Regions from separate parts of the Homo sapiens genome. Here region 1 is linked to region 2. A link is a loop called in an ENCODE intact Hi-C map of the cell type or tissue named here. Cell type or tissue: mammary epithelial cell. All regions are shown on one strand. Each heading gives the region's core, and the rest is flanking DNA. Links, peaks and the distances in the headings are about the cores only.

What was found. Peaks named below come from ENCODE experiments on the same cell type or tissue, not always from the same donor. Only the 100,000 strongest peaks of a DNase experiment are listed, where the experiment ranks them.
Region 1: it touches region 2 in a loop (2.5-fold over the local background); 39 of 110 quality-filtered maps call a loop at or near these places.

The regions. Positions count from the first base shown.
Region 1 is chr12:107,742,233-107,758,222 of GRCh38, forward strand. PRDM4 (PR/SET domain 4) reads right to left here. Exons shown (of 12, transcript NM_012406.4): 3 at 14,600-14,733; 4 at 11,692-11,877; 5 at 9,183-9,977; 6 at 4,043-4,192; 7 at 2,311-2,429; 8 at 965-1,050; 9 at 1-116. All of the region lies in intron 3 of PRDM4-AS1 (PRDM4 antisense RNA 1), which reads left to right. Among named protein-coding and RNA genes, the nearest start is that of PRDM4, 11 kb to the right of the region's middle. In mammary epithelial cell, for the core only: no CTCF peak of the experiment used is centred there; DNase peaks (open chromatin) are centred at 6,469 and 7,099; H3K27ac peaks cover 2,010 bases.
Region 2 is chr12:107,689,662-107,705,651 of GRCh38, forward strand. PWP1 (PWP1 homolog, endonuclein) reads left to right here. Exons shown (of 15, transcript NM_007062.3): 4 at 3,153-3,238; 5 at 3,339-3,435; 6 at 6,813-6,923; 7 at 7,806-7,936; 8 at 9,712-9,773; 9 at 13,274-13,370; 10 at 14,024-14,085; 11 at 14,975-15,086. Among named protein-coding and RNA genes, the nearest start is that of PWP1, 12 kb to the left of the region's middle. In mammary epithelial cell, for the core only: a CTCF peak has its summit at 6,292 (motif pointing right); no DNase peak of the experiment used is centred there; H3K27ac peaks cover 257 bases.

The sequences.
Region 1 (15,990 bases), core at 1,623-9,622, 51 kb after region 2:
CATAATCTCGGCTATAATAAAAAAGCAGTTCATTTTCAGGAGGGATATCTTGTGAGGTGCAGAAAAAGATTTTTCCATCATGAGGATAAGCCACCAAATTCTGCTCTTCCCGGTTCCTGAGTTATCACATTTAATAGATCAAGCACATTAATTTTGAAATGCATACTAAGTACAACATTCCCCCATTGCAAAATCCTATATGAAAGCTTAGGCAGAACTATTTACTATTTCCTCTGGAATGTTTTTGTAATTTCCCGTCCTATCTATGAGAAGGCAGTTGTAGAGAAACAGAATTCTTACTTCAACATATTAGCTGATGACCTTTTGTAGTCAAAAACACTACAGTCTGTTATTGGAAGCAAACAAGATAAATAAAATGAAGTCTTTAAAAAACAGTATGACAAAGACATAGAGCTAGCTAGCTAAACAAGAATTAACTCCAGTAACTCAGGGGTGGACTAACAGCCAATATAAAGAAAAGGCACCCACTTTCAAATTCAGTGGTAACTATATTGTTCCTTGGTAAGTGCCTTTTTTTTTTTTTTTTTTGAGACAGAATCTCACTTTGTCACCCAGACTGGAATGCAACAGCACCACCATAGTATGATCACAGCTTGAACTCTTCAGCTCAAATGATCCTCCCACCTCAGCCTCCCAAGAGCTGGGACTACATGCATATACCACAACACCCAGCTAATTTGAAAAAAACTTTTTTTAGAGATGAGGGTCTTGCTATGTTTCCCAGGCTGGTCTCGAACTCCTGGCCTCAAGCGATTCTCCCACCTCAGCCACCCCAAGTGCTGGGATTAAAGGTGTGAGCCACCATGCCTGGCTGCCTTGGGCTTTAAGTATGTCCAGGTGTTGGTGTAATTTGGATTCTTAACTCTTTCTTCTTTTATGCAAAGCTTCCTATTGAAAAACATCTAAATGGTAACTATTTTTTCTCATCCAAGACTACTCATACCTGGCTTTGCGCACAAACATCATCCAATTACATTCATTTTCATCAGTTGTAATGATGCAGAATTCTAGGACACCATTGTGGTATATCTGCCAACAGAAAGCAAGCACACATGTCAAATGCACTGACATGCAATAAAGCACTACATTACACTTAGGCCAGCAATCACCTCATTTACTCATTTGCAGTAGGTCCCAGCTTTCTTAGTGGGAAAATATATTCCTACTTCTCCAACATGCTATCATTTCAACATTCTCCCTATTTCCAGCAATACATAAAGACCATCAGAGACCTACAGTTAGTGCTCAGTGAAGAGACTGACTTTGTTTTTGATTATTCAACCTTTGCCTGGAAAAGACAAAAAACCAGTCTACCTGTCCACCTGTCTTCATCACCTATCACACAGTAGGCACTGAATGACTGAATGTCCATTAAGGGCAGAGGATCATCCCTTGTCATGATTTTCCCACTTGGGCCTAGCATTCCAAATTTAAAGTTCCCAATGACAGTGGTACCTTACCTTTCCAAAGATCACAAGACCCATTTTCTCCTTACTTCAATTTCGCAAGCATCATTCCCAATAGATATCTATGTGAAAATGTTGTATTTCTAACCCCTCATTAGAAAACTAGAAAAATAGGCCAGGTGCGGTGGCTCACACCTGTAATCCCGGCACTTTGGGAGGCTGAGGTGGGCAGATCACTTGAGGTCAGGAGTTTAAGACCAGTCTGGCCAACATGGGGAAACCCCGTCTCTACAAAAATACAAAAATTAGCTGGGCATGATGGCAAGTGCCTGTAAATTCAGCTACTTGGGAGGCTGAGGTGGGAGAGTCACCTGAGCCCAGGAGGTAGAGGTGGCAGTAAGCTAAGATTGTACCATTACACTCCAGCCTGGGCAACAGAGCAAGACTCCATCTCAAGGAAGAAAAAAAAAGAAAACTAGAAAAATAATCTTAGCTTCTTATTCCAGAATTATTTCCTAAGATAAACATTTGAGGAATGTTTTAATTACAAAGTAAGACTTTTATCATACAAACAAAGTCTGTGGCCTCAGCAGTCACAAGTAATTCAAATGCATTAAATGGTTAAAATAATTGGATTAACTCACAAAACAGAGACAAAAACAGTTTGTCCTCTATTTCCAGTAGCTGGTGTTTTGCTGTATGTTATAATTTGGCTACCAAGAATGATGAATGTAACATTTAAAAAAATGTACGTGAAATAAATGACTGACCAGTGAATGGCACTGTATCAGTTCTGGCTGATTTTGACTTTATCATAACTTTTTAACTACCTCTTACTAAGAAAAACAGCCAAAAGCCACAGAAAAGTTTCATCAGGACTGACCTTCCAGATATGGTTAACTGCCTTGTCTGTCCATTCTGCTACTTCCATGGAGTGACTCTGCTGGCCAATTAGAGGTCCAAAGCAAGTCCGCACAGGAATGGTTTCTCCAGTCCATACACCTGTCAGTGGAAGGACACCAACTACACAATCAATGATTTAAACAGCAAGATACAGAAGAAAGAGGTGCTTCACCCATGCAAAGAATCTTATTTTCAATGAATTTAACCAATATGTAGGCTGGGCGTGGTGGCTCACGCCTGTTATCCCGGCACTTTGGGAGGCCGAGGTGGGCAGATCACCTGAGGTCAGGAGTTTGAGATCAGCTTGGCCAACAGGGTGAAACCCGGTCTCTACTAAAAATACAAAAATTAGCTGGGCGTGGTGGCGCACGCCTGTAGTCCCAGCTACTTGGGAGGCTGAGGCAGAAGAATTGCTTGAACCCAGGAGGCGGAGGTTGCAGTGAGCAGAGATAGGGCCAATGCACTCCAGCCTGGGTGACAAAGCGAGACTCTGTCTCAAAAAAAATAAAAAAATAAAAAAAACAATATGCTAGCATTCCTCAGAGGTGACTAAGCCTTGTGGGTCCTAGCCCTGTAAATATATAAAATGTAATGAACAGATAACATAGGGCTCACAATAAATGCTGAGTAAGAAGAAATATCAGGAATTCCTGAACCTAGTTTTATCCAAAGGGAATCTTTTCATGTCTCTCCAAATACATTATTTTGGAGTTAAATATAAAAAAGTTTGTAGCTCACACATATAATGAGCCAACACTTTGGGAGGCCAAGGCAGGACTGCTTGAGGCCAGGAGTTCGAAACCAGCCTCGGCAACATAGTGAGATGCTGTCTCTACAAAAAAAATTTTTTTTTTAATTAGCTGGGCATGATTGCATATGCCTGTAGTCCCAGCTACTTGGAAGGTTGCGGCAGGATGATTGCTTGAGCCCAGGAGGTCAAGGCTGCACTCGAGTTACTGTACTCCGTATGTTAGGCCAGTGCACTCCAGCCTGGGCAACAGAGTGAGACCCAGTCTCTTAAAAATAAATAAATAAAAAATAACAGAAAACATTATTCTATTGTAAAAATATAAAGCAATTACTATAGAAATAAATCAGACTTCTAAAATCTTTTGTGCTTAAAGCACTGCTCTATTTTACCTAAACTGTTTGATGCTTTGAAATGACTCACACCCAAACTGCAGCTAAAAGAATAATGAACCTAATTTTATATTTCCAAAGAAATGTCGCAGTAACTCAGAAGCCATGCTAAATTCAAATATGGGTAAGTAAAGTCTGGCAATCTACATTCTTTATTCCTTTTATCTAAGGAGCATTATATAATTTACAAACATTTGATCTAAAGTTGTGTCATAAGGTGAATTTTCCATGTTTCTATAAAAGAAACTAAGTTTTAAGAAATGTGTTGTTAGAATAATTGTTAGTGGATGAGACAGATGAGAATAAAAGTTAAATCTTCAAAGACTCAGTCTAGGATTTTTTGCTTTACTCAATACTGATTCTAACAAAGGAGAGATTTCCCAATAAAGTTTTTGACTTGATTTATTGCTATCATCAGTGGACAAGACTAATATTCCATAAAAGCATAAATCTTAAGCCATAAATTGACTTTTGGTCCAAATAATTACTAAATTATACACATCCACTTTTACAACTCTACGCTACAAAGGAAGAAGAGATGTAATAGTGTTTTACAGTTCCAAGGTTCTTACCAACTTCTGCTCCCACAATTGACTGACGGAGAACAAGCTGCTTTGGGAGAGAAAGCCTTGCTCTGCTCTCTATTGGAGTGTCAGGAACAAAAGTCACTGGTCCATGTTCGGGACAGTCCGAGGGATAGGCGCGGTCACACAGAGTACACCCTGTAGATGGCAAATTTGAGCAATACAAATGGGTTTAGTTCAAGCAGGCTAAATTACCACCACGGTTTTTTTTTTTTTTGAGACAAAGTCTTGCTCTGCACCCAGGCTGGAGTGCAATGGCGCGATTTTGGCTCACTGCAACCTCTGCCTCCCGGGTATAAGCGATTCTCCTGTCTGAGCCTCCCATATAGCTGGGACTACAGGCGTGTGCCACCATGCCCAGCTAATTTTTGAATTTTTAATAGAGACAAGGTTTCCTCATGTTGGCCAGGCTTGTCTGGAACTCCTGACCTCAGATGATGCACCCACCTCAGCCTCCCAGAGTGCTGGTATTACAGGTGTAAGCCACCATGCCCAGCCCCAGGTTTTAATTTAAATGCTAATTACTAAAATGTATCCAGTAAGAAGCACGGTTCTAATAGAGATATTCTTATCAAAGACTCACTTCCTTACACTAACATATATACCTACTCTTACACCACTCTTCAGACTTCAGTAAGATCTGATTTTTTTTCTTTTGATCCAACAGGACAAGTTTCCTATTCAGTGCATAAGAGAAACACTAATGAAAAATTGGCTGGGTATGGTAGTTCACGCCTGTAAACCCAGCAGTTTGGGAGGCTGAGAAGGGAGGATCACTTGAGTCCAGGAGTTCAAGACCAGCCTGGGGTAACACAGTGAGATCCCATCTGTTTAAAAAAAATTAAAAATAATAATAAAAGAAAAAAATAGCACCATATTACTTCAACAATCAAGTACATTATCCCTTACATTAAGTAGATCGTACATTTAGGTATGATGCCCTAAAGTCCAAAAGATTCCAATTCTGAACTGTAAGAGGAAACTGAGTTGAAATGCTGTTAGTTATGCAGAGCCAAAATATGGCCACGGTGGTACAGCTGGCTCTGACCCCAGTGACCTATGCTATGAACATAGGACACTGGCGTCAGAGCCAGCTACACCACTGTACTCTTTTGCTTCACTATAAACAAGATGGTCAACCAAGTTTTGAGGACACATTCTTAAGACAAAAACAATTTGCAGCCTGCTCTTTCAAAGGGCAGAAGAATTGTATTCTTGCAGACATTATTTGCTTAAAATTCTTAATTTCTTATTTTTCATATGGTCTTTCTTTCTGCATTGGCAGAGAGGATGCTCCCTTTATATATTGTTCTCTATTCTTACTACAACTTCACTTTCACAAGCTTATGAGTGTCCTCCTCCGTAAATCTTCTGCTCTATTCTTTACACTTTCCACTCTGCTAAGGAACAGTATTTATGATACTATTACTCAATCATTACATTTAAACTCCACAACCATTCACAAAATAGTTGGAATACATAAACCTTAGAACCACAGTCATCTATCTGTCTTTTCTTTTTTTTTTTAAGACGGGGTCCCGATCTGTCACCAAGGCTGGAGTGCAGTGGCGTTCCTGCTTCAGCCTGCTGGGTAGCTGGGACCACAGGCATGCACCACCACGTCTGGCTGATTTTTTAATACTTTTGCTAGAGACAGGGTTTTGCCATGTTGCCTAGGCTGGTCTCGAACGCATGAGACCAGGTAGAAACACGGCAAATCGTCTCTACCAAAAATACAAAAAATCAGCCAGGCATGGTGGCGAGCACTTGTAGTCCCAGCTACTGGGGAGGCTGAGGTGGAAGGATGGCTTGAACCCGGGAGGTGGAGGTTGCAGTGAGGCTGAGATTGCGCTACTGCACACCAGCCTGGGTGACAGAGCCAGACTCTGTCTCAAAAAAATAAAAAAATAAATAAATAAAAATAAAAAATTAACTGTTGGCAAAAATGTGGAGAAATTAGAACCCTCATCCACTGCTGCTAGGACGGTAACATGGCACAGCCACTTTGGAAAGCAGTTCCTCAAAAAGTTAAACATACGGCAATTCTACTCCTAAATATCCAAGAACAGATGTTCACACAAAAACTTGTACATGAGAGTTCATAACAGCATTATTCATAGTAGCCAAAAAGCAGAAACAACCCAAATGTCCATCAACTGATAAATGGATAAACAAAATGTGGTATATCCATATTACAGATTATTCAGCTCTAAAAAGAAATGAAGTACAAATACATGCTACAACATGGATGAGACAGAACAGTATTATGCGAAGAGAAAGAAACTAGATCCAGAAGGCCAAGTATCGCATGATTCCATTTATATGAAATATCTGGAAAAGGCAAATCCATAGAGACAGAAAGTAGATTAGTGGTTGCTGAGAATACGCGGAAGGAGGGAATGGGAAGTGACTAATGGTTATGAAGTTTCTTTACCGGGTGACTAAAATGTTTTGGAAGGAGACAGTGGTGGTGGTTGCACAGCCTTGTAAATACACCAAAAAAACCACTAAATTGCACGTTTAAAATGTATACATAAATTATATCTCATTATAAACCACACACACTTAGAAGAGGTTCCATTTGCCCTCTTAAGAAAAAAATCAATAAGCTTATTTAGGCCACCTCCTACCTTCTGCTAAATTAGCCTTATATTCATTACATTCTTCGATTAAAACATTTTAAAACTCTAAATTTGAGACTTTAAAAGGTTAAAACTAGTCTCTCCATGGGCTGGATTTTGTGGCACAGAATGGTTCTGGGCTTCCTCCTATTTTTGATGCTCCCGTTGAGTCTATTTGGAAGCTCCTCTTCTGCTATATCTTGATATCCCTAGCCCTCTTCTCAGTCCACACTCTTACTAGATGATTTCATTCCACTTCTACAGCCACAAATAACATCTTAATGTTGATGATTCTTAAATATTTCCAGACAGATCTCTCTCAGGTCCACACACAACTTTTCATTAGACATCTCTACTGGGTGTCTTACAGACACTGAAATCAACATGTCTAAAACTTGACTCATCGTCACTCCTCCCAAAATAATAAAAATCAAAATCATATCCTCCTCTGCCTTTCACTACTACCCTACCTACTTAGTTTCTGTTTGCTTTTTTTTTTTTTTTTTTCCTGAGACAGGGTTTCACTATGCTGCCCAGGCTGATCTTGAACTCCTGGTCTCAAATGATCTTTCTGCCTCAGCCTCCCAAAGTGCTGGGATTACAGGTGTGAGCCAACACATGGCCTTCTCTACTTACCTAGTTTCTATCTACCTAGTTTCAGAAGCCAGAAACCAGGGTTTTCTCCTTAATGCTTCCCTCCTCCAACTTTATCCAATCGATAAGCTCAACTGGGTTCTCTGCAAATGTCCTCCACTCTTCTGCATCCTAATTACCTCTACTCTAGATTGGTGAGAATCATCACCTTTCCCATAAATTATGATATCTTCCACACCTCCTTGCCTCTTAACAAATTTATTCTCACATTGCAGCAAAGCCCTACCCCAACCCTCACTCCCTAAAACTCTTGACCGGTCTTAAAAGAGCCTTTGTGTTCTGGCTCCTACTTCTCCTCTCACCACATGACCCCTCTCTTCACCCTCATTTTATGCTTCAGCAATTCTGAAACACTCATGATTCTTTTGGTTCTAGGCACTTACAGGTGCCAGCTCCTGTCTTCCTGACTCTCAACTGCCCACATCTTTCTTGTCCTTAAGGTCTGTGCTAACATGTATGTTACTTCCCTTGGTTAAATCTTCCCCGACCCTTCCATGGCCTGGCTAGTTGCTCCCCTTCAGGCTACTTTAGTACCAATGCACTTCACCCCATCGTCACACTTATTATTATCCTATATTGTAACAGTCTCCTATGCTTCCTACCAGACTGTAAGCTCCTTAAAGGTATGTACACATACTGTCTCTTGGTAGATCGTTCTATCCCTAGCATCTAGCAGAGGCTGCCACATAGTAAGCACTAAAAAGCCCAGCATGATGGCTCACACCTGTAATCCTAGCACTCTGGGAGGCTGAAGCAGGAAGATTGCTTGAGTCGAGTTCAAGACCAGCCAAGGCAACACAGTGAGACCCCCATCTCTACAAAAAATTTAAAAATTAGCCAGGTGTGGTGGTACACACTTGGGGTCCCAGTTGCTCGGGAGGCTAAAGTGGGAGGATCACTTGAGCCCAGGAGGTCGAGGCTACAGTGAGCCGTGATCGCACCACTGCACCCTAGCCTGGGCGACAGAGAAACCCTATCAATAAATTAAAATAAGCACTCAACATGTTTCCTGCATGAATGAAACACAGTGACACCAGTAAATCAACTGTTTTTATATTGTTTTTTGTTGTTGTTGCCCAATAAGAAAAACTTTTACACGCCCAAGAATAATAATTTATATGCACTCTGAGCAAAGAAAAAAATTGGTTTATATCCACCTACATTTTTCCATGGGGTTATAAAAGTGACTGAATAATTTTCACAAGGCATGTCACAAACAGCTTTACTAGAATTTACCCCTATAACTCTCTATTTGTGAAACCTTGGGAAATACCTTAACTATTACTGGGCTAAACTTACCTTTTTTAAAAAAATATTGTATTATCACTATGATTGTTTTTTAGAGACAGGGTCTCACTTTGTTGCCCAGGCCGGAGTGCAGTACTATTCACAGGTGTGATCGCAGCATACTATAGCCTGAAACTCCCGGGCTCAAGCAACCCTCTTCCTCAGCCTCCAGAATAGCTGGGACTATTCACAGGTGGGATCACAGAACACTATAGCCTGAAACTCCTGGGCTCAAGCAACCTCCTGCCTCTGCCTCCAGAATAGCTGGGACTACAGGCACACACTACCGCATGTGCTAAGCTTATCTGCAAAATACAAAAATGACTACTTCACATTTCATTTCTTCAGGAGGATGCTCTAAGAACCAACTAAATGTATGTATATCATTTGGCTTACTTGAAGAAAAGGCACCACATTAATATAAAGGACAATACCAAGGCAAAGAAAAGTTCCAAGGTCTAGTTGCTTTCTATACTCCCTTAATGCCAAACTTTACGACTTAACTTGTTAGGGATGGTGGCCCTTTTTACAAATATTTCCAAAAAAGAAAGGCTAAACACACTCACAAATTGTAAACAAGGTTGCCATGTTCTCCTTGTTTGAATTGGAGTCTTCCATTTGCAGTGAAGGTGATACAAAAGAAAGACTGTCTGAAGATACATCTACATGACCTGTCCCCATAGCAACCTCCTGGGTGATGGAGGAGACAGCCACAGGTTCTAGGCTGAGGCCAACTTCATGGAGGGAAACAGATTCTAGGGAGGCAAGGTTGTGTGAGGTAGAGAGTGCCACGCTTACAGAGTTGGTGCTCATGGCCACAGTGTGAATGGAGTCACTGAGGGCACTGTCAGACATGCCATTGACCCGACTTGCAATGTGGTCTGTCTCCATGACCACAGGGAGCTCCAGGCCATTCCCATGCATGGGTATCACACCACCATGTCCTACAGCGTCTGCTGCAAGGTTGTTGCTCACAGAATCCACAGACAGAGGTTCATGACTTCTGGAGCCATTTGGGATTTGGGAATGCTCGCCTGCAACACCGTCCATCGTAAGCTCCTCTGCCATTCCATCTGTCGAAATTGGGCTGGTAACCCTAGAAACGTTCTCCATAGTGATTGCTGTGTCCAAGGCCACCTCATGGCCATCACTGGGATGAAGACTTTGGGCACCATGTGTGTTCACAGAGCGAGAGTCTATTGAAACAATGCCTGGTTCTAATCCAACATTTCCATTGGACTGATAGGGATCTAGTGCTGAAGGGTTATTGGTGATAGATAATGCTGTATTACCATCAACATTTATAGAGTTAGGGTGGATGTACTGTGGAGGTGGTCTGTCAGCTAAATAAGATAAAATGCCTGAGAAAAGGAAAAGATGAGATATCAGAGACTTTTAGTACATTATTAAAGAATTCCAAGCACTAGACGCTATTTCCTTACAAACATAACTAAGTTCAAATAATCTCCTGCTTCTTTAATTTAATCGATACACACTATTTTATAAATAGCAACATACATATACCGTAATTGAGTTTTTCCTGTAAAACTCGAAAATCCTAAAAAAGTTAACTATGTTCCTTTGAAGCTAACTGGGAATCACTAACGAAAACACTGCTTTTAATATACATATGGTTGCAATTCCTGAGTCCTAAGGTGTAAAATTTGCTCTCCTAATTATTAAAAGGTAAAATGATTTAAAAACAGATCTTCCATGTGAAAAATAAAACTTAATTAAATATAATTTAATATAATTAAACTATCATAACACAAACTATTTAATACAAGTCACAATTGTACCTGTTTTATTAAAACAAAAAAAAATTAACACTTGTGCTTGGGAGGATATGGTGAAATGATACTTACTAAACTGCCAGAGGGAATGTAAACTGCTAAAACTTCTTTGTGAAGCATATATATTAGGAGCCTCAAAAATGTTAATACCCTCTTGCACAAGAAATTCCACTTAAGGTACTCTTCTCTAAATCCATTTTGTAAATATTATACATAAAGACGTTCATAAGAGCATTAGTTACAATGGTAATAAAAACTGGAAAAACCAAACTGTCCAACAATAAAGATAATAAACCATCAAATACCCATTCAGTAGAAAGTAATGCATCATTAAAAAGGATAATTATGAAAACCACGTAGCAGCAAAGGAAAATACCCATGTAACAGCAGAGAAAAAGATAAAGTGAAAAAAGTAAAGACAGACAATCGTATAGAAAGTATGGTCTTGGGCAGGGCACAGTGGCTCATGCCTGTAATCCCGGCACTTTGGGATGCTGACGTGGGCGGATGGCTTCAGCGCAGGAGTTCGAGACCAGCCTCGGCAACATGCCAAAACCCCATCTCTTTTTTTAAAAAAGTTATTTATAAAAAAGAAATGAAATATGGTATGGTCTCAAGGCAGGCATGTGCCTGTATTCCAAGCTACTCAAGAGTCTGAGGTGAGAGAATCACTGGAGTCCAGGAGTTCCAGTCCAGCCTGGGCAAAATAGTTGAGACTCCGTCTCCATTAAAAGAAAAAAAAAAAAAAGAAAAGAAAAAAGAGAGCAAGAGAAGAAACCGTGGTCTTAATTATGAAAATTGGTAAAAACCTATACACCAAAACAAATGGCAGGAAGGAAGTACACCAAAAAGATGGATGATGGGACTGAGTGGTTCCTTCCCTTATTTGCTAAATTTTCCGCAATAAGCATATAATACTCCTATAACAGAATAAAAATTCAATGAACTTAAAAAACATGACACTATAACAAGACACTATAGTGCTTGACTGAAATTATAGCTGTAGAATTATAAACACCAAATGAAAGAGATACTGGAGGAGAAAGAAGAAAAATTATGTGCAATTAAGAAATTCAGCTTAGTCAAACTGTATTACTAATGTGTTATGTGCCACATTCTAAGAGGAAAAGTACATAAATATAAACAAAGATACTTTTCCTGCCTAGAGATTAATATCTAATAGTGACAAACAGAAAAAAGTGTTATTCATATCTTCAGGATAAAAGTTTAAAAGCTGGCGCCGTTCTTTTTCTCTAACATCTCAAGTAACTGTAACACTTACCAGGTAGAATGGTTCTGAAATAACTGCTCTCCAGGTGAGGGTAAGGTGGTGGAGGTAGGGTGTAGTTTCTTTCAGGTAACCCACACATCACCCCTCGATCCCCAATACCCATTGGTAGCATTAAAGACAGAGCAGAAGGCAGAGAGCTCAGGGAGGGACCCAGGTTTGGAATTGCCACTGGGAGGCCTACAAAACAAAATTTTTTTTCTCAGTTAAAAGAAAATAGGTAATTAAAAATTCTCACTACAACCACTGGCTAAACTCTTAGAAAGGTTTTTACACATGGGCAAAAATCTCACCTACTAGCCCTTTTCATCCTTAGATAATGTGCAAATATCCACAAATAAGCCTAAAGAAAGTAGTCTTAGTCCCAAAGATAGTTTTTAAGTTAGTTCTAAACCGGCAAGTTGATACTCCAATTGTCTGTATTGCGCTTAAATACAAAAATATTTAATTAATTAATTTATCGATTGATTTGAGACGGAGTCTTGCTTTGTTGCCCAGGCTGGAGTGCAGTGGTGTGATCTCAGCTCACTGCAATCTCGGCCTCCTGGGTTCAAGCAATTCTCCTACCTCAGCCTCCTGAGTAGCTGGGATTACAGGCACACACCACCACACCCAGCTAATTTTTGTATTTTTGCTAGAGACAGGGTTTCACCATGTTGGCCAGGCTGGTCTCGAACTCCTGGCCTCAAGTGATCTGCCCACCTCAGCCTCCCAAAGTGCGGGGATTGCCACCATGCCCAGCCAAAATATTTAATTTAGAATTAAAAACCGAGTTTAAATACAAGAAAACAAATTATATAGAGAAAAAAACAATGGAAACATAAAATGTTCATAGGAGTAGTCCCTAGGTAGTGATAGTATGAAATTTTTTTGGTATTTTTAAACTTTATTGTATTTACCATTTTATATGGTGAGAATATTTCATTTCTACCTGGAAAACAACGTAGTTTAGTTAGATGTAAAACTGTACATGTACACCTTCATACAATCTTTTGTATATATGCTACACTTAGTGATTAATAAAAGCTTTAAACGTGAGATTATATCTACTTTGAGTTATATGTACTTGCAAAGTGAAGTGACTTTTACTGGGCTAAGTATCATAATAAATACCCACCAACTTGGTCAGTGCTGATTTGCATATTTTTGCCAGGGGCAATATTTTTTTTTTTTGAGACAAGGTTTTGCTATGTTGCCCAGGTTGGAGCGTAGTAGCATGACCATGGCTCAGGCAACCTGAGCTTTCCTGGCTCAAGTGGCCATCCCTTCTCAGCCTCCTATGTAGCTCCTACGTAGCTGGGACTACGGGTGTGTGCCACCATGCGCTGCTAATTTTTTTTTTTTTCTTTGTAGAGATGGGGTCTCCTTATGTTACCTAGGCTGATCTTGAACTCCTGGGCTCAAGTGATCCTCCTGCCTTGGCCTCTCAAAATGCTGGGATTATAGGCGTGAGCCACTGTGCCTGGCTGGCAATATTTTTTAACAGGCTTTTCCACCTTAACAAGAGTGTCCACTAAAGGGAATGCCTACAAACAATCAAGTGGGTTAACCACTAATAATTTTTTAAGATTTCTTTTGTGGACACTTAAACAAATGTGAAGAGACCCTAGTTTCAATGAATCTTATTTAACTGCTGCATTTTATTAATTAAGCAAGTAATTCTCTTTAGAGAACTATTTAAACAATATATAGATTTATTTATACTAACTCCTACTGTGACAAAGAAAGTCCAATACATAACAATGTCATTGATCCTAAAGAACTGACAGCTTATCATTGTAATAATCAATAGAATATTTATTCCATTTATATTCTATTTCAATAGAATAAGAAAATGAAGCTAGGCAGAAAAAAGGTTTTAAAAGTACAGTGACGGCTGGCGCGGTGGCTCACACCTAAAATCCCAGCACTCTGGGAGGCCGAGGAGGGCGGATCACCTGAGGGCAGGAGTTCGAGACCAGCCTGGCTAATATGGTGAAACCCCGTTTCTACTAAAAATACAAAAAATTAGTTGAGCATGGTGGCGTGTGCCTGTAGTCTCAGCTACTCGGGATGCTGAGGCAGGAGAATTGCTTGAACCCGGGAGGCGGGCGGAGGTTGCAGTGAGCCGAGATCGTGCCATTGCACTCCACCTTGGTCGACAAGAGCGAAACTCCATCTCAAAAAAGAAAAAAAAGAAAATGAGCCAGGTGTAGGGGTGCATGCCTATAATCCTAGCTACTCAGGAGGCTGAAGCAGGAGAATCACTTGAACCCGGGAGGCGGAGGTTGCAGTGAGCCGAGATCGTGCCCCTGCACTCCAGCCTGGATGACAGAGTGAGACTCCATTTCAAAAAAAAAAGGATAGGAAGAATGAATTTTTCCTATACGATTTTGCTGTGTATGGAGGCTCATGAGGCGTTCCATGTAAAAGCCCCAGGTAAAAGTACCACACTTCTTTCCACATTAATTCTAGACCTGGTACACTTGCAGTTATTGCCATTTAATTTCAAACCTGGTGGAATATAAAGCCCAATTCCCCATGCTCTCTGGGAATAGTTATTAGAGTAATTTTAACTGATTCTCTTCTATTAACCCAGGGAACGGGTACTGAAGTGTGAACCAGATGAATGGGCAGCCCTAAATAAAATGCCAAGTTAATTACAGCTCTGGACAAAAAGCTACCAACTCAGAAGAGGACTATCAGAAAAAATTGCTGCTACTATCCACTAGAATTCTAATACTCTACCTCTACAAAAACCTTATTTTCCATTACCTATCACATGTTGAACCACCATTCAGGCCTGCTTACCTTCTCCCTTCTACCTTCTACCCTTAAAGGGGCTCTGATCTCTTCTAGACTCCATTTAGAATTGATAACAGAGTTAAGTGTTGAAATGCAGTAGGTCTCCCTTACCACTCACCTGGGGCAGGGATGGCACTGTGAGTGGGTGAGGCAGCCAATCCCAGGTGACTTCCTGAGACTGGCAAGGCATTGCTCACAGAGGATGAAGTCAGCTGCTCCATCCCCACTGGACTCAGGTTCATTTCATTCATCCTAGAAAAGAGCACACACAACTAGTTATGCAAAAATTTACTCCAATGACTCTGTATTAAGATACTGAAGAAACTGAAACAGTGGGGATGGGGAAATGGGACTTGGCCAACTATTAGTTCACTTTTACGCTCAACAATTCTCTTAGATAGCTAGTGCCATATTCTTTCTACTGATAAGAAAACTGAGATTGAGACATTAAAAACTCAATTCAATGTCACATAGCAGAAATAGGATTTGAATTCTGCCTTGTTCGAAACTCTAGGCACACCATCTAAAGCAAAGTCTGCAATTCTTAGAGCACAATGGCAATGACAGTTTTTTTTTAAATCACTCAAGCTTCATCTTTTATAATATTTATTTTTCTCCAAATGGCTTATTATTTCAAACCAGTAGTGTTTTAGGCAGCGCATTTTAACCTACTCAAGTAAATTTTACTAATCATTTTTAATAGGAGTTAAAGATCCAGATTATCGATGATGTGAAAAGCATCGTATTTTCCCCATTCAGCAACAGTTTACTAAGATTCTGTATCAGTATATTAATGTCCTCCAAATATTGAGGGTCATTATGTAAGCTTTGCTACCACTTCACTTAAAATGACTTCAAATCCTCACACCAATACTGCAACGTAAGATAGATGAGGGAACTATGGCTCAGAGAGGCCATGTCATATGCCCCAAATCACATAGCTATTAAGTGAAAGATCACAGATCAAACTGCAAAACACTGCCAAAAAGTTTTTCATTGCACCAAACTTTTTTTTAACTGCACCAAACTTTTTTTTTAACTACAGACTATTTTTGGCAAGGTGAAGAACCTAGGAATCACCTTTTCTATGCAAACCATCTTGCACTGCCATTACAAATGTCTTTCGAATAAGAGTAATACTGATTTGAATAAAACAGCACTGAAGGTTGTTATCAAAAAGTATTAGTTCTTATATCATAATTTAGAGACTGCCATACTATAAACATTACAGAACCACTAGGCTAGCCAACAGGTTACCCAAAAGGGGCTCTCTAATGACCTCCAGTCCTTACACTGGGCTTTATTCTCTGCGTATGGGAGGGGGTGAAGCAGAGAAGAGGAATCAAATGAGGTTACATATTCCTTAGCAGTGAAATCAAATCTAAATAGGTTTTTAATTCTGAAAAATGGCAATGCCATTTTATCAATCAACCTGAAAATAATAATAGCTAAAATTTATGGCTCCCTTACCATGTGCTATGTATTGGGCTAAGTGATTTATATGTAACT
Region 2 (15,990 bases), core at 3,060-11,059:
CTTGAACCTGGGAGGCGGAGGTTGCAGTGAGCCAAGATCGTGCCACTGCACTCCAGCCTGGGTGACACAGTGGGACTCCATCTCAAAAAGAAAAAATCATGGGTGGGAAGAGAAAAAGGAAATAGAACAGAAGACAGATTAGAAGTAGAAGTTTGTATAGAAAGCCTCGTGGGGAATAAAGTGAGCTGAGATGACAACTACCTATATTGCTCTTCTGGGGAAAGTAGGTATAACGATAAATGGAAAAGGAGCTGACAAAGCTCGCTTTGTTTCTTTTGGAATGTGCTACCCTAGGTGGCACTAACTCCTAATCTTGGGGTTTGAGAAATAGGCATTTGGCACACTGAGCAGGTTAAGTAAGTTATTTACTTAACTTGTAAATCCCAGTTAGTCTGCATATTTGGGAGCTGAAGGGACTCCTGACAGCTAGAATCAGCTACTCCCAAGTTATAAAATCAAAATGTAGATGATCGGAAACAAAAATTAACTCTTAATACAAATGTTATCTGCAACAAAGTAAAATCACAACTACCTGTTAAATTGATGGTTAAAATATTACATAAGACATAGCAGAGCTGAGCGTGGTGGCTCATGTCTAATCCCAGCTACTTGGGAGGCTGAGGCAGCAGGATCGCTCAAGCCCAGGAGTTCAAGGCTGCAGTGAACTATGATCACACTGTATTCCATCCTGGATGACAGACACCATGTCTAAATAATAAAAAAGTTTAAAAAAGTTATAATCAGGCACTTAAAAATATCAGTATCTGTTAGAATATCGTTGAAATGCTGAGTAAAATAATATACTTTTTTTTGTGTGTGTGAGACGGAGTCTTGCTCTGTTGCCCAGGCTAGAGTGCTGTAGTGCAATCTCGGCTCACTGCAGCCTCTGACTCCCTAATTCAAGCAATTTTCCTGCCTTAGCCTCCCGAATGCTGGGATTACAGGCACATGCCACCACGCCCAGCTAATTTTCGTGTTTTTAGTAGAGACAGGGTTTCACCATGTTGGCCGGGATGGTCTCAATCTCCTGACCTCATGATCCGCCTGCCTCGGCCTGAAAAACTCCAGCAATGGGGAGAGGGAGAGTCGAAAATGACATTGAGGAAATAGTGTTAACTGTTAAAGCAAGGTAATTCAAGGTTCGTGATGCCCTCTCCACTTGTGTTCATTTTTCAAAATTTCTATAATACAACATTTAAAAAAAAATCAGACATGTACGGGTTGATGGTGAGCACTGTGGGGTATCTGGAAGAGCAGTGTAGTTGGAGTGTGGAAAGAATAGGACATGAGACATGGTCTGTGTTGGGCACAGGAAGATCAGTAAACAACAGACAGGCAATGAGAAATGAGTAAGTAGGCTCTGGGTAGAGATGGGATTGACCAAAGTCAATTAGCTGTCTTGTCCTGGATGCCTCAGGCAGGGCATGTTTGAGCACAGTAGATAACATTGTGGAGGCAGAACTGAGCCAAGTAAGAGGAAGATTCAGTGGAATGTGACAAACTATAGGAAGCCTTTAGTGCCAGAGCAATATTGAGCTTGACCTGATGTATGTGATGATACAGCCTGGAAAAAGACCCAAAGGAGGGGAAATGCTCGGCAAGTTGATCTGCATGAGTGAAGCACAGAGAAGGTGGATGGGCAGTTGCTGGGAAGTCTGGAAGAAAGACTTAATTGGGTCCCAGTAAACTTAGAATACCAGGCTTAGCAATCTGTGTGTTCTCTGTGCGAGAGGAAATCATTAAAGGTTTTTGAGCATGGAACACATAATAATGGAACATACACTTTAGGAAGTTAACTCTGGCAACAGTGGAGAACAGGTTGGCAGATAGGGTGAATCTCTTAGAGGAGCAGAAACTTAAGATAAATTAGGCCAGAAGCAATGAGGGCCTGGCTTGGGGCACTAGGAATGAGGAGGAGGACATGGAAGAAAGGGATTGCAGAGGTAGCTGGGAGTTTAGCATCATCCTAGTGGATGAACTCTCTTCCAGAATTGGTACGTCTGGTTTCCATCTTATTATCGCTGGTGTACCTCTTTTCTTTCAGACAAGAAGTAACCCTGATTTCCTCACTCCATCTGAATTGATTTTTATTGTCATTTATCCATTTTTCCATCTAGATGTTCATTCCTCCGTTTTCCTCATTCGCTTGGCCATCTGTCCTATGGATTACTATTAACTTCATTTTTCATTATCTGCAGTACTTAGAAAGGAATCATTACCTCCATTTACCAGCGGCACACAGCTGGTGAAAGACGGTGCTGAGTTTTGACCACTCTCGGGCTCTAAAGCCTTCATTCTTTTCACTGCATCTTTTCTATAGATACAGTCCAGCAGAGGATAGTTTTTTCTATTGGACTCTGGGTTATGGGCTCCAACCTTGTTAGGGACAGAGTGCCATAGAAATACAGAGAAACAAATAACCCAGCCTGGAGAGATGGCATTCAGAATCAGCTCTTTCTCGTGTAGCAGAAATTGCTTTCTCTGTTGCATATCAGATGTTTAAGACCTATCAGTCCTGCCTCCTTAAAGTGGCTTCCTCTAACAATTCAGTGTATCTTCCTTTTCCTGAGTTATCCTTTGTTACCATCGTAGATGTGCCATAAAAGAATAATTTAAGTTCAGTGGAAAAAGCATACTGCATTTCTTTTTTCATATGCCAATAAGGCATATTAGCATATCAGAACACGTGCAGTAGAGCAACCTGGTTAATTTTTTGAAACCTGTCATTTCTCAATTTTATTTGACCAGGCAACCCTTATTTATTATGTTGATTTCAGTGTTTCAGGGTCATTTTATTTCCAGGTCCTCAAGGCTGCCTCTCCGTATCACCTTCAATCATGAATGCAGGGAGCTAGCTAGAGAATCTCAAGAGAGTTCTCATATTTTCTAAAAGGGTCTAATTCCCTGATACAGTTCTTTCATTGGAAGATTGTGAATTCCAAGACTGTCTGAAATCCATTCCAAAGGTCAAATACAAAAATGGCTTTTAAATTCCTGCTGCTGCTTACGTAGTTTCCTTTCCCAACTCTAGATGATCCAGAGTTAGTTATAAAATAGATGATTGCATCTAAGTCCAAGAATGGATGTCATAGGAAATATGTTTTTGTCAAGATGACTATTTTATTATTGTAGTTTGTCAATTTTTCTTACAGATGCTGAGACTCTTGGTGAATCTCTCTTGGGTCTTACGGTCTACGGGAGTAATGATCAAGATCCTTACGTTACTCTGAAAGATACAGTAAGTATTTACATCTTTTTTCTAATTATGCTCTTAAGTGTTCAAAAAACCTTACTGGCTCTCTGCTTCTAGTCAATGACATTTTTTTCCTCTCACTTAGGAACAATATGAACGTGAAGATTTCTTGATTAAGCCCAGTGATAATCTTATAGTTTGTGGCCGAGCTGAACAGGACCAGTGCAATTTAGAGGTGCATGGTAAGTGATAAATCCCTTATTAAAAGATTTTCTAAGTGATGGTAAAATAATAAGTGAAATAGTTACCATTTCATTTTTAGGTGCCAGATCCTATTGTATCTCATTTAAGTTGGTTACATAGTTAACTTTTACACAGGTGGCCAATTTCTTGGTTATTGTTCTGGGTATGTGTAGTCCAGTACATCACTTTGGTATCTGAATTTTCTATGGAAATAAATCCCCTGGAAATTTTTCATAGGGGTGTTTTTTTTTGTTTTTATATATAAACAGGGTCTCACTGTGTTGCCCAGGCTGTCTCGAACTCCTGGGCTGACGTAATCCTGATTTGGCCTCCCAAAGTGCTGGGTGCTGGATTACAGGTGTGAGCCACCACACCTGGCCTCATAGAGGTTTTTAATCTTTTATTTAAATGTGATTGCCTGTTTTTCACTCCTCTCCTACTCCTGCTATAAAAAACCTGGAAGTAAAATTATATATAAAAATACAAGGCTGGGTGCGGTGTCTCACACCTGTAATCCCAGTACTTTGGGAGGCTGAGGTGGGAGGATTGCTCGAGCCCATGAGTTCTAGGCTACAGTGAGCTGTGATTCTGTTTGCTCCACTGTACTCCAGCCTGGGTGACAAAGACCCCATCTCTAGGGGAGAAAAAAATGTATAATCCCATTTCCCTGAGTTAATAACTTGCCACCTTGGTTTTTTACTCAATTTTTTTTTCTGGCTACTTTTTCTTTATGTGGATTATACTGGATAGACAGGTTTTTCTCATGTTTTTTAAATAGAGTTATTTCAGATATTTCCCCTTTGCAAAACATTTTATTTTCTTCCTAATAATTCAACACAAAGGGCCACGTTTCTTTTTTGGAACCAAAACATCGTGATCACCTTTCTTACTTAAGGAATATTTGTATCAAAGCCAGAAGCGGATGCTTTGCAGTAATCAGAAGTAGGCATGAAAATAGGAATTTTTAAATTGTATTTTTAAATGTTGTTTTTGATTTAATATTAATTGAATGGCTTGCCTCACTTTGGTGTTTTTAATGTAAAATCTGTTTTTTATATGCTAAAAGTAGACTTGCACAATGTCTGGCGCACTCTGCCTACAGATTCTCCGTTTTGTTTTTCTTGTCCCTTCCACTGCGCTCATATCCTCAGACAAGTCCATCCTTGCCCGATACTCTCCTCCCCCAGCAGTCTTCAGATCGTCTTGAAACTTTGAAGATTCGAAGAGATTATTAGGCTGATAAGTCCTTTTGTTATAGGAAACACAGTTGCACAGCTTGAAAAAATAAAACCCTTAGGCTTAATGTTTATCGCCATCTTCTAGGTTGCTTCATCATGGCTTCCATTGATTAGCTTGGATTTCTGTTACCTCTTCAGAATCTTTAAGGCTGTCCGTGGGAAGCCTATAGATTAGGCCCATTTTATCTCATGGCTCATTGTGATCTGTTTATGCATAGCAGGCACTTTAATGTGAAATTATTCTTTCTAACTCTTGATATCTTTGAACTTTTACATATTTCAAATGAAAACCATTTGTTTACTTTGCTTTTAAGACCAATTCTAATTTCAAAAAATTGAGAACCTATTAGAGTTTTTTTTGTCATCATCGATTTTTTTATGCATTCTTACCTGAGAACTTAACAGTCATTCCTTTGAACTCAGGATCAAAGAGGAGCTGAGAAAGAAGTTAAAGCTGTTATATTTCCATTTCCTTCTCAGTTAGGTTATTATAGATATACTTTATTATTTGGGTTTGGAAGGAATCTCCAAATTGCCCAGTATGTGTGTGCAAGAATAACTTCAAATTTATATTCTAAAACTGATCCGAATATTGATCTCACGTGGTTAAGAGTATATTTTAAAGTATTATTACCAGTTGCTGGGCGTAGTGACTCATGCTTGTAATCCCAGCAATTTGGGAGGCCAAGGCGGGCGGATCACGAGTTCAGGAGATCGAGACCATCCTGGCTAACACGGTAAAACCCAGTCTCTACTAAAAATACAAAAAAAAAAAAAAAAATCAGCCAGGCGTGGTGGCGGGCGCCTGTAGTCCCAGCTACTCGGGAGGCTGAGGCAGGAGAATGGCGTGAACCTGGGAGGCAGGGCTTGCAGTGGGCTGAGATCGTGTCACTGCACTCCAGCCTGGGCGACAGAGCAAGACTCCATCTCAAAAAAAAAAAAGTTATTACCAATTTTATGTAAAATGTAAGCTGAGTATATCGAACATGGTTGAGGTTTTTGTAGAACCACAGTCTAATAATTTTGAACATGAATTCTCATCACAGGGATGTGATAGAGCATTACACAAATCTGCTAATCCCAGGATCTATTCCAGAAGCAGCAATCTGAGGAATTAAAAATAAAATCCTTAATTTATTATATATTTACCTCCTTCTTAATACAAAGCATATGGGGAGGGGTTCTGACTAGTGGGTTCTGTTTTATCAGTGTTTCACTGTGTAATTTTTAAAAGACTTCTTACTCATTGATTTTACAATGTTTTTGCTGCTTAACATTACAGCTGTGAATATTAAGGAGCTGTTGCCATATTCCAAAAGTATGTCCTCAGGAGCTTTGTTTACATTGTTCATCTTCATAAACCTTTTTTAAAAATATTAAGAGTAATTTTTGATAAGCATTTAGATTTCCAAATATGAATTATTTCTCTCCCATGCTATTTTTGGTTTGTTCTTTTTGACTTATAATCAGCTAGACCATTAAAAGATAAAATAATAACTACTTCTTGTAGTTATGAACATTATGAACTTATGAACATTTGTTTTCTATGAATGACCTAGAAGACAGGACCATTTATCTGACAAGGATGCAGGTGGACTATCAGATGTCAGTGTTCATTTTCTCCTGTGGGGTATGCCACAAGATGGCACTGTATTAGACATGCAGAATTTTTGCCTAGTCATGATATTGGAATCTTTTTTTTTTTTTTTTTTTTTGAGATAGAGTCTCACTATGTCGCCCAGGCTGGAGTGCAGTGGTGCGATCTCAGCTCACTGCAACCTCCACCTCCCAGGTTCAAGCTATTCTCCTGCCTCAGCCTCCCTAGTAGCTGGGACTACAGGCACGTACCACCACACCCAGCTAATTTTTGTATTTTGAGTAGAGACGAGGTTTCATTGTGTTGGCCAGGCTGGTCTCGAACTCCTGACCTCAAGTGATCCGCCCACCTTGGCCTCCCAAAGTATTGGGATTACAGGCACGAGCCACTGCGCCCAGCCTGGAATCTCTTTATAATATCAGATGTCTCACTTTAAAGCACATGGCTCACGTACATTTAATAGAATTTGTTTTTTTGAGCGGGATGTGATTTTTGATGACTCATTCTGATACATTAAAGTCTCTTTTCCCAATCTTTTCAGTTTATAATCAAGAAGAAGACTCTTTTTATGTACACCATGATATACTCTTGTCTGCATATCCTCTGAGTGTGGAATGGCTGAATTTTGATCCTAGCCCAGATGATTCTACTGGTAATTAGAAAACTTAAGGTTGTTCAATGATTTCCAGTCTTATGTATTTTCTCCTAGCTCCATAAATTATGTATTCTCTTGAATGTTTTCAGAATTGTTGCTGATATTTTCTGAAGTTACTGTTATTTTATGAAGTTATAGAGTTCTTAACACACCATCACTTTATTGTTTGGGGTTCATAAATCCCCAGACTTCAGGTAGGCTAAGGAGGTAGCTGCTCTACTACAGGCTGAAGGACAGGGCCTGAAGCCTTTTGGACTGTAGAACTGTAAAGGTCCCATAAAGACTCAGTATAAATGGCCTGATATGTGAGATGTTACCAGCTAGAGTTCAGTGGCATAACCTGTTTTAGAAAACATAAGCTAAAACCGAAATGAAGAGGCTTGTCACAAGTAATTAGGTTTTCATGTTAGTCTTTGTAACCACATCTGCACACTATTAGTTGCCCCTGTCCGTACTTTTTAATAAAGGTAAACACTGTTTATACTGTCTTACGTCTTGTTTGCACACCTTGTTCACATTCATGATCTGATCTGATCTTCATCCCCACAGCACCCCATGAAGGAGGACGGGAGGAGGGTTATTCTCGTTATATAAATGAAAACACTGGGGCCAAGAGATTGAGCCTTTCCTACTCAAATTGTGGCCCAAAGACCAGCAGCAGCACAGCATGGTTATCACCTGTGACCTAGTTAGAAATGCCCACCCAGAACCACCTGAAATACAATCTGCATTTGTAACATTCAGATGCCGCATATGCATATAAGTTTGAGAAGCACTGCTCTAAAGCATTTTTCAGTTAATCTACAGTATAATGTATTTGATTAGAAGTTCTGTATGTCTTTTTTTGTGTAATCATACATGCATTGTTTCCTCCCATAGGAAATTACATTGCTGTAGGAAACATGACCCCTGTTATTGAAGTGTGGGACCTTGATATAGTGGACTCTTTAGAGCCAGTCTTCACACTCGGAAGTAAACTTTCAAAAAAGAAGAAAAAGAAAGGAAAGAAGGTAAAGAAGTTAATAAATATTTAAACTCTAATGACAGAGGTAAGTTTACTCGGGAGTAGGGGTGAAGGGTAAGACCGTACACTTTTTCAATCAGGTATTCTTGGTGAGATGGGGTAGGTAGTTATGAAATTATTGTAATTTTTAGTTTTGAAAAGGCCATCCAAAGAAAACTTATTTCTGATTACATAAAACCTCCATTATCATGTTGTTCTTTCTTACACAAAACTAGTTCAAAGCTAGTATATTAATATGAATAGCTACTATAGATGAAGGACTTTCGGATTATGAGCCTCCTCCAAATACAGTAGCTATTTATACAGATATACCAACCTTGAACTTTAAAAAAATTTCTGTTATCATGTTGAATTCTAATTATCCATGTATTAACTCCTGCAGCTTTTAAAATCGTTAGGTTTTATGAGGGTTGGGAGCTATATTGATACTTGTATAATTACAGTACCTAGATTAAGAACTGCTAGGCCAGGCCACGCACGTGGCTCACTCCTGTAATCCCAGCAGTTTAGGAGGCTGAGGCGGGTGGATCACCTGAGGTCAGGAGTTCGAGACCAGCCTGGCCAACATGGTGAAACCCTGTCTCTACTAAATATACAAAAATTAGCCAGGCATGTTGGTGTGTTCCTGTAATCCCAGCTACTTGGGAGGCTGAGGCAGGAGAATCACTTGAACCTGGGAGGCAGAGGTTGCAGTGAGCTCACACCACTGCACTCCAGCCTGTGTGACAGAGCGAGACTCTGTCTCAAGGGAAAAAAAAGAACTGCTAGGCCAGTCATAGTAGCTCACGCCTATAGTCCTAGCACTTTGGGAGGCCAAGGTGGGAGGAGTGCTTGAGCCCAGGAGGTTGAGGTTGCAGTGAGCCATGATTGTGTGCCACTGCACTCCAACCTGGGTGACAGAGCGAGATTTTGTCTCTAAAAAAATAAACTACTATAGTTTCTTCCCTGTTCCTTGTAATGAAATTTTTTTCTTTATTTTTCTTTTTTAAAGAGGTAAGGTCTTGCTCTGTCTCCCAAGACTGGAGTGCAGTGGCACGATTATAGTTCACTGCAGCCTGAAACGCCTAGGCTCAAGAGATCCTGGGATTCTCCTGCCTCAGCTTCCTGAGTAGCTGGGACTATAGGCGTATGCTGCCATGCCTGGCTAAGTTTTGACTTTTTTGTAAAGACAGAGTTTCGCTATGTTGCCTGGGCTGGTCTCGAACTCCCGGCCTCAAGCGATGTTCCCACGTTAGCTTCCCAAGGTCCTGGGATTACAGTGTGGGCCGCTGCACCCAGCCCCTGTAATGAAATTAATCATGAGTCTCTAACAGGGAGACAAGGTTTTATTTATTTTATTCTTCAAAAGTTTATATAATATCAAAACAATAGGTCGGGTGCAGTAGCTCACACCTGTAATCCCAACACTTTGGGAGGCCGAGAGTGGATCATGAGGTCAGGAGTTCCTGACCACCCTGGCCAACGTGGCAAAACCCTGTCTCCACAAAAAATATAAAAATTAGCTGGGCATGGTGGCATGCGCGTGTAATCCCAGCTACTTGAGAGGCTGAGGCAGGAGAATCGCTTGAATCCAGGAGGTGGAGGTTGCAGTGAGCTGAGATCGTGCAACTGCACTCTAGCCAGGGCAACAGACAAAGACTCCGTCTCAAAACAAAACAAAACAAAATAATCTTAAGGTTTAAAGAATTTTGCAGATTAATATATTCAGTTTTATTATGAGGGGGACTTTAATACAAAAAATAATTAAAACAATTATTACAGAGTTCCTCAGCAGAAGGGCATACCGATGCTGTCCTTGACCTTTCATGGAATAAGCTAATCAGGTAAAAAGAAATAACATTTGAATGATTGTAAAAGACTGTAGCCATTGTGATCTTACCTCATGCCTACACTCATCTCTTTATTTGTGCTGTGGACCTTTGTGTCTATCTTCCTTTCTTGTAGGATGCCCTGCTTGCAGGCAGGAGCTCTGTCATCTGTTTCTTTGCATCCTCCAGGTCACCTGCCAGCTCATCACTGTGGGTGCTCATTGCATGTTTGGTGACCAAGTGCCCTCTCTCCACCACCACTGGAAAAAAACAGGGTGTTTGGCAGTGCCCATGGTGCAGTAGGATTGTGTTTCTTCCCAGGAGACATTTTTCTCTGTTTAGTTTTCACATCTCACCACATACTCTTTTATTCTTTTTTCTTTAAATTATGGCAAAATACATATAACATAAAAGTTAACACTTGTATTAGTCTGTCTTCATGCTGCTAATGTAGACATACTCGAGGCTGGGTAATATGTAAAGGAAAGAGGTTTAATTGATTCACAGTTCTGTATGGCTGGGGAGGCCTCACAGTTATGGCAGAAAGCAAATGAGGAGCAAAGTCATGTCTTATATAGTGGCAGGCAGGAGAAAGGGCATGTGCAGAGGAACTCTCCTTTATAAAACCGTCAGATCTTGTGAGACCCATTCACTATCATGAGAACAGCACAGGAAAGACCTGTCCCCATGATTCCATTACCTTCCACCTGGTCCTTCCCACAACACATGGGAATTATGGGAGCTACAATTCAAGATGAGATTTGGGTGGGGACATAGCCAAATCCTATCACCATTTTTACCATTTTTAAGTGTGCAGTTCAGTGGCTTTCAGTACATTCACAGAGTTGTGCAACCATCACCACAATGCATCTCCAGAACATTTTCATCTCCGTACTGCAGCTCTGCCCTTTAAACACTGACTCCCCATTTCCCCCACCCCCAGCCCTGGCAACCACCACTCCACTTTCTGTCTCCATGAATTTGACTAAGCATCTCATATGAATGGAATCATACAGACTTACTTCTTTGCAACTGGCTTATTTGACTTAATGTCTTCAGGTTCAGTCATGTTCCAATAAGTGTCAGAGTTTCTTCCTTTTTAAGGCTAAATAATATTCCATTGTATGTAATGTATGTTACCCGTTCATTTACGTGTGGTCACCTGGATTGCTTCTTCTGCCTTTTGGATACTGTGAATAATGCTGCTATGAATGTGGGTGTACAAATATTCAAGTCCCTGCTTTCAGTTGTTTTGAGTATGTACCCAGAAGCGTTATTACTGAATCTTATGGTAATTCTATTTTTAATTTTTTGAGGAGCCACCATACTATTTTCCATAATGGCTGCACCATTTTACATTTTCACCAACAATGCACACAAGGGCTCTAGTGTCTCCAAAATTTGTTATTTTCTGTTTTTCATAATAGCCATCCTAATGGGTATGAAGTGGTATATCATTGCGGTTTTAATTTGCATTTCCCCCCCTTTTTTTAAGGTAAGATGGGGGTCTATGTTGCTAAAGCTGGTCTCAAATTCTTGGGCTCAAGCAATCCCCCCGCCTCAGCTTCCCAAGTCACTTGGAGTACAGGGGCTTGCCACCACACCTGGCTTAATCTGCATTTCTTAACGATTAGTGATGTTGAGCATCTTTGTTTTGTGCTTATTGGCCATTTGTGTATCTTCTTTGGGAGAAATGTTTTTCAAGTCCTTTGCTTACTTTTTTTTGAGACAGGGTCTCACTCTGTCACCCAGGCTGGAGTGCAGTGGCACAATCACTGCTCACTGTAGTCTTGACCTTCTGGGGCTCAGGTGATCCTCCCACCTCAGCCTCCCAAAGTGCTGGGATAACAGGCATGAGCCACCAAGCCTGGCCTCCCTTTGCCTGTTTTTTGTGTTTGATGTTGAATTTTTGGAGTTAAAACTAACTCCTACTACCAAATACATGATTTGCAAATATTTTCTTCTATTCTGTGGGTTGTTTTTTCACTTTCTTGGTGCTATCATTTGCAGCACAGGTTTTTCATGTGATGGTGTCTACTTTATTTCTTTTGTTGTTCATGCTTTTGATGTTGTATCTAGCAAACCATCGCTTAAGTCAGGGTCATGAAGGTTTACATGTATGTTTTCTTCTGAGTTTTATAGTATTAGCTCTTACATTGAAGTCTATGATCCATTTTGAGTTTTTTTTGTGTGTATGGTGTGAGGTAGGGGTCCAACTTCATTCTTTTTCATGAGGATGATTCATTTGTCCCTGAACCATTTGTTTTTGTTTTGTGTGAGACAGGGTCTTACTCTGTCACCCAGGCTAGAGTGAGTGGTGTGATCTCAGCTCACTGCACCCCCCACCTCTGGGGTTCAAGTGATTCTCCTGCCTCAGCCTCCTGAGTAGCTGGGATTACTGGTGCATGCCACCATGCCTGGCTAATTTTTGTATTTTTAATAGAGACAGGGTTTCACCATGTAGGCCAGGCTTGTCTCAAACTCCGGACCTCAAGTGATCTGCCTGCCTCTGCCTTGCAAAGTGCTGGGATTATAGGCATGAGCCACCGCGCCCAGCCCCATTTGTTAAGACTTTTTTCCCCATTGAACATTTAATTACCTTAGTACCCTTGTCAAAAACCAGTGACTATAAATGTTTATTTCTGGACTGTTAGTTGTAGTCCATTAATCTGTATGTCCTTATGCCAGTAGCACATTGTTGTGATTGCTGTAGATTTTCAGTAAGTTTTGATGCCAGGAAATATGAACTTGCCAACTTTGTTCTTTTTTTCAGTACTATTTTGGCTATTCTAGGTTCCTTGCATTTTTAGAATCAGCTTGTCACTTTTTTTTTAAGTCTAATACTAATAATAGTAGTACATCCTGTTTTGTTTTGTTTTGAGACAGAGTCTCACTCTGTTGCTCAGGCTGGAGTCCAGTGACGTGATCTTGGTTCTCTGCAACCTCCGCTTTTTGGGTTCAAGCTATTCTCGTGCCTCAGCCTCCTGAGTAACTGGGATTACAGGCATGCGCCACCATGCCCAGCTAATTTTTTGTATTTATAGAGAAGGGGTTTCACCATGTTGGCCAGGCTGGTCTTGAACTCCTGACCTCAAGTGATCCACGTGCCTCAGCCTCCCAAAGTGCTGGGATTACAGGTGTGAGCCACTGTGCCTGGCTGTGAATCAGCTTGTCACTTTCTGTAAAAAGAAAGAAAAAAGTCATCAGAGATTTTGAAAGAGATTGGTTGAATCTGTAGATCAGTTTATAGCTCCATCTGTAGATGTAATATTTCCATATTAACACTATTAAGTCTTCTAATACATGAACATGGGGTTTCTTTCCACTTATTTAGATACTCTTGTTTCCTTTCATAATCTTCGGTAGTTTTCATTATGTAAGTCTTACATTTCTTTTGTTAAATTTATTCCTAAGTATTTTATTCTTTCTGATGCTATTGTAAATGCAATCCTTTTCTCATATTTAATGCTCTTGACTTTTAAAAGATTACCTGATTGGATTCTTCCCTTTCTCAGAAATGTTTTAGCAAGTGCATCAGCTGACAACACTGTAATTCTGTGGGATATGTCCTTGGGGAAACCAGCAGCTAGCCTCGCTGTACACACAGACAAGGTATGGTGATTTAGTTGATCACAGCGGTTCTTAAAAATCGGACACAAATATTGGCTAAAAATAATCCCAAACGTTTATATATGGCTTTGAAAATAATTTTATCTGGCTTGCGGCATGCTTTCACATGTTATCTCTTAGGATTTTCACAAAGCCCTGTGTGGTAGGTATAATGCCCATCTTAGAGATGAAAAAATGGGTACAGAAAGGTACGGTTACTAGGAACATTAGTGCCCTGTAACATATTTATAGAGGCTCCTAAAAAAGGATGAGGTCTGTCAGTCACAATGGTAACACCCATTACTGTGTTATTCCCCAGGAATCTAATGCAGATTATTTTGGGACTTCTGGAGCATGGGGAATTCACCAGATGGGTTTGACTACTTCCCTTTTTCTTCTGAGTATCTTCTAACATTTGAGGGACTAAGTATTCTGCCAAACAGTTTGGGGAAACTACATTTTCTTTAAGTGCCAGCCTTTATGTGGGAGCATGGTTTGCCCTTTGATTATGCAGTACATTTATGTTTCTTTTGTTTACTGTATTTCAGAGGGACGCATTTATAGAAATACTGTCAAATAGATTCTTACCACATGTTAGGTAATTTTACGAAAAGCAAACCAACAGAGATCTCTGCATTTATGTTTCCTCCCTTTAGGTCCAAACACTGCAGTTTCATCCATTTGAAGCACAGACTCTGATTTCTGGCTCATATGATAAGTAAGAAAGCACAGCAAGAATGATTGCTACTCTGTTTTTATCCTCTAGAAGTCATTTTAAGAGTATCACTTGGTACCCAGGCAGAATGTATCCTTGAGGCCACCTTTATGTTTAAATTATTTGCACTACTTATTTTTCCTTTTAACTCTGGTCCTTTCAGTCTACAACGGAACATGATTCTGTCATAATAATATAACTGTAGGAACTAGCAACTTCTTTGGCTTTTAGAGGCTGTACTTTGCCTTTATGGGAAGAATTTCCATGTCACATGACAGAGGGCATGGATATAGGGAGACATGAAGAACTGGGGCCACTGTGGTCAACCACGGGGTTTATAGCTCATATCAGTGCTCCTTTTTACAGATTGGGTCTACAGGTAGGAGAAACAGATAGTAGAAGCCAAAACCAACTTTGCAGTCTTTATTTTCATTTCTTATCCTCTTGAAGCATGATATGTTTACATTTCTTGTGATTCACGCAGAATTACAAAAGTGCATCCCTTGCTTCCCCTAACATGATAAACTGCTTATGGAGAGTAAGTGTGCCTAAGACATGAGTAACCTGGCTCTGAGCTCGGCCAGAGAAGGGGAAATTAGAAATTGTCCTGGGCTTTTGGACATAGAGAGGATTCTTCTTGCGAGTGGAAGATTTGACCTGGAGAAGGTCAAAACCACTGTAACGTTAGAGGCACCAGTGCCTTCAAGTGTTAAGATCAGAATCCACCAATTACTGAAACTCAGCTCATTTTTTTTCTACTTTATTTAGAACCTTAAAACAGGCTTTAAATGAATCTTGATTTCACAGTGCTATTTTATTACTATTTCATTATAAATAAAACATATAGGAGAATTGAACTCTTAAAACCCTAACTTTGCCTGAATGTGTCTAGGTCAGTGGCTTTGTATGACTGCCGAAGTCCAGATGAAAGCCATCGAATGTGGCGATTCAGTGGGCAGATAGAGAGAGTGACTTGGAATCACTTTTCACCTTGTCATTTCTTGGTAAGAGTACGAATGTTGTTGTTTTGCTTTTCTAGGTTGCTAATGACTTTTTAAATTCCATAGTAGAGAGAATTATCTGAAAAGCTTTTTCTGTTTTAACAGTATGAAGTATTTGGGTTTAGGGTTGAAAGCATAAGGTGTTTTTTTTTAAATAAGAGAACGGCTCTTACTTAAAAAGCAGTGAACATGTAAATGATTTTGCTGGTTGCCGGCCATTCCAAAGTGTGCCACGTTTTATTTAATGATTTTGATCATTTTATTGTAGTGTTGTTTGAAATACTAAGCATAGTTAGTATTTTTTGTTTTTTTTAATGGCTAAATCAGTCCAAGATGATATTCTTTTCTTTAAATCCTCATGCTTAAATGGATCTCTAGTGATGAGAATGCTAACCTGTTAATTTGTAGCACTATCTCCCAAATAGGAAAAAAAGTATAAGACCTCTGTCTAAATACCCTTATTATCTAAGGAGGACAATGATTTTCCACATAGCATCCAAAGATTCCACTGACATTTCAGTACATGTAAAAAGAAAAGCCCAGCTTTCATCCAGAGCAAAGATTAGTTAAATTTGTTGCCCAGTTTTCCTGAAGTAAATATGTAGTGCTTTGCAAAGGTGAGAAAGAGTTTTTTTTTTTTTTTAAATTTAAGTTCTAGGATACATGTGCACAACGTCCAGGTTTGTTACATATGTATACATGTGCGATGTTGGTGTGCTGCACCCATTAACTTGTCATTTACATTAGGTATATCTCCTAATGCTATCCCTCCCCCTCCCCCCACCCCACGACAGGCCCCAGTGTGTGATGTTCCCCTTCCTGTGTCCAAGTGTTCTCATTGTTCAATTCCCACCTATGAGTGAGAACATGCAACGTTTGGTTTTCTGTCCTTGCGATAGATAGTTTT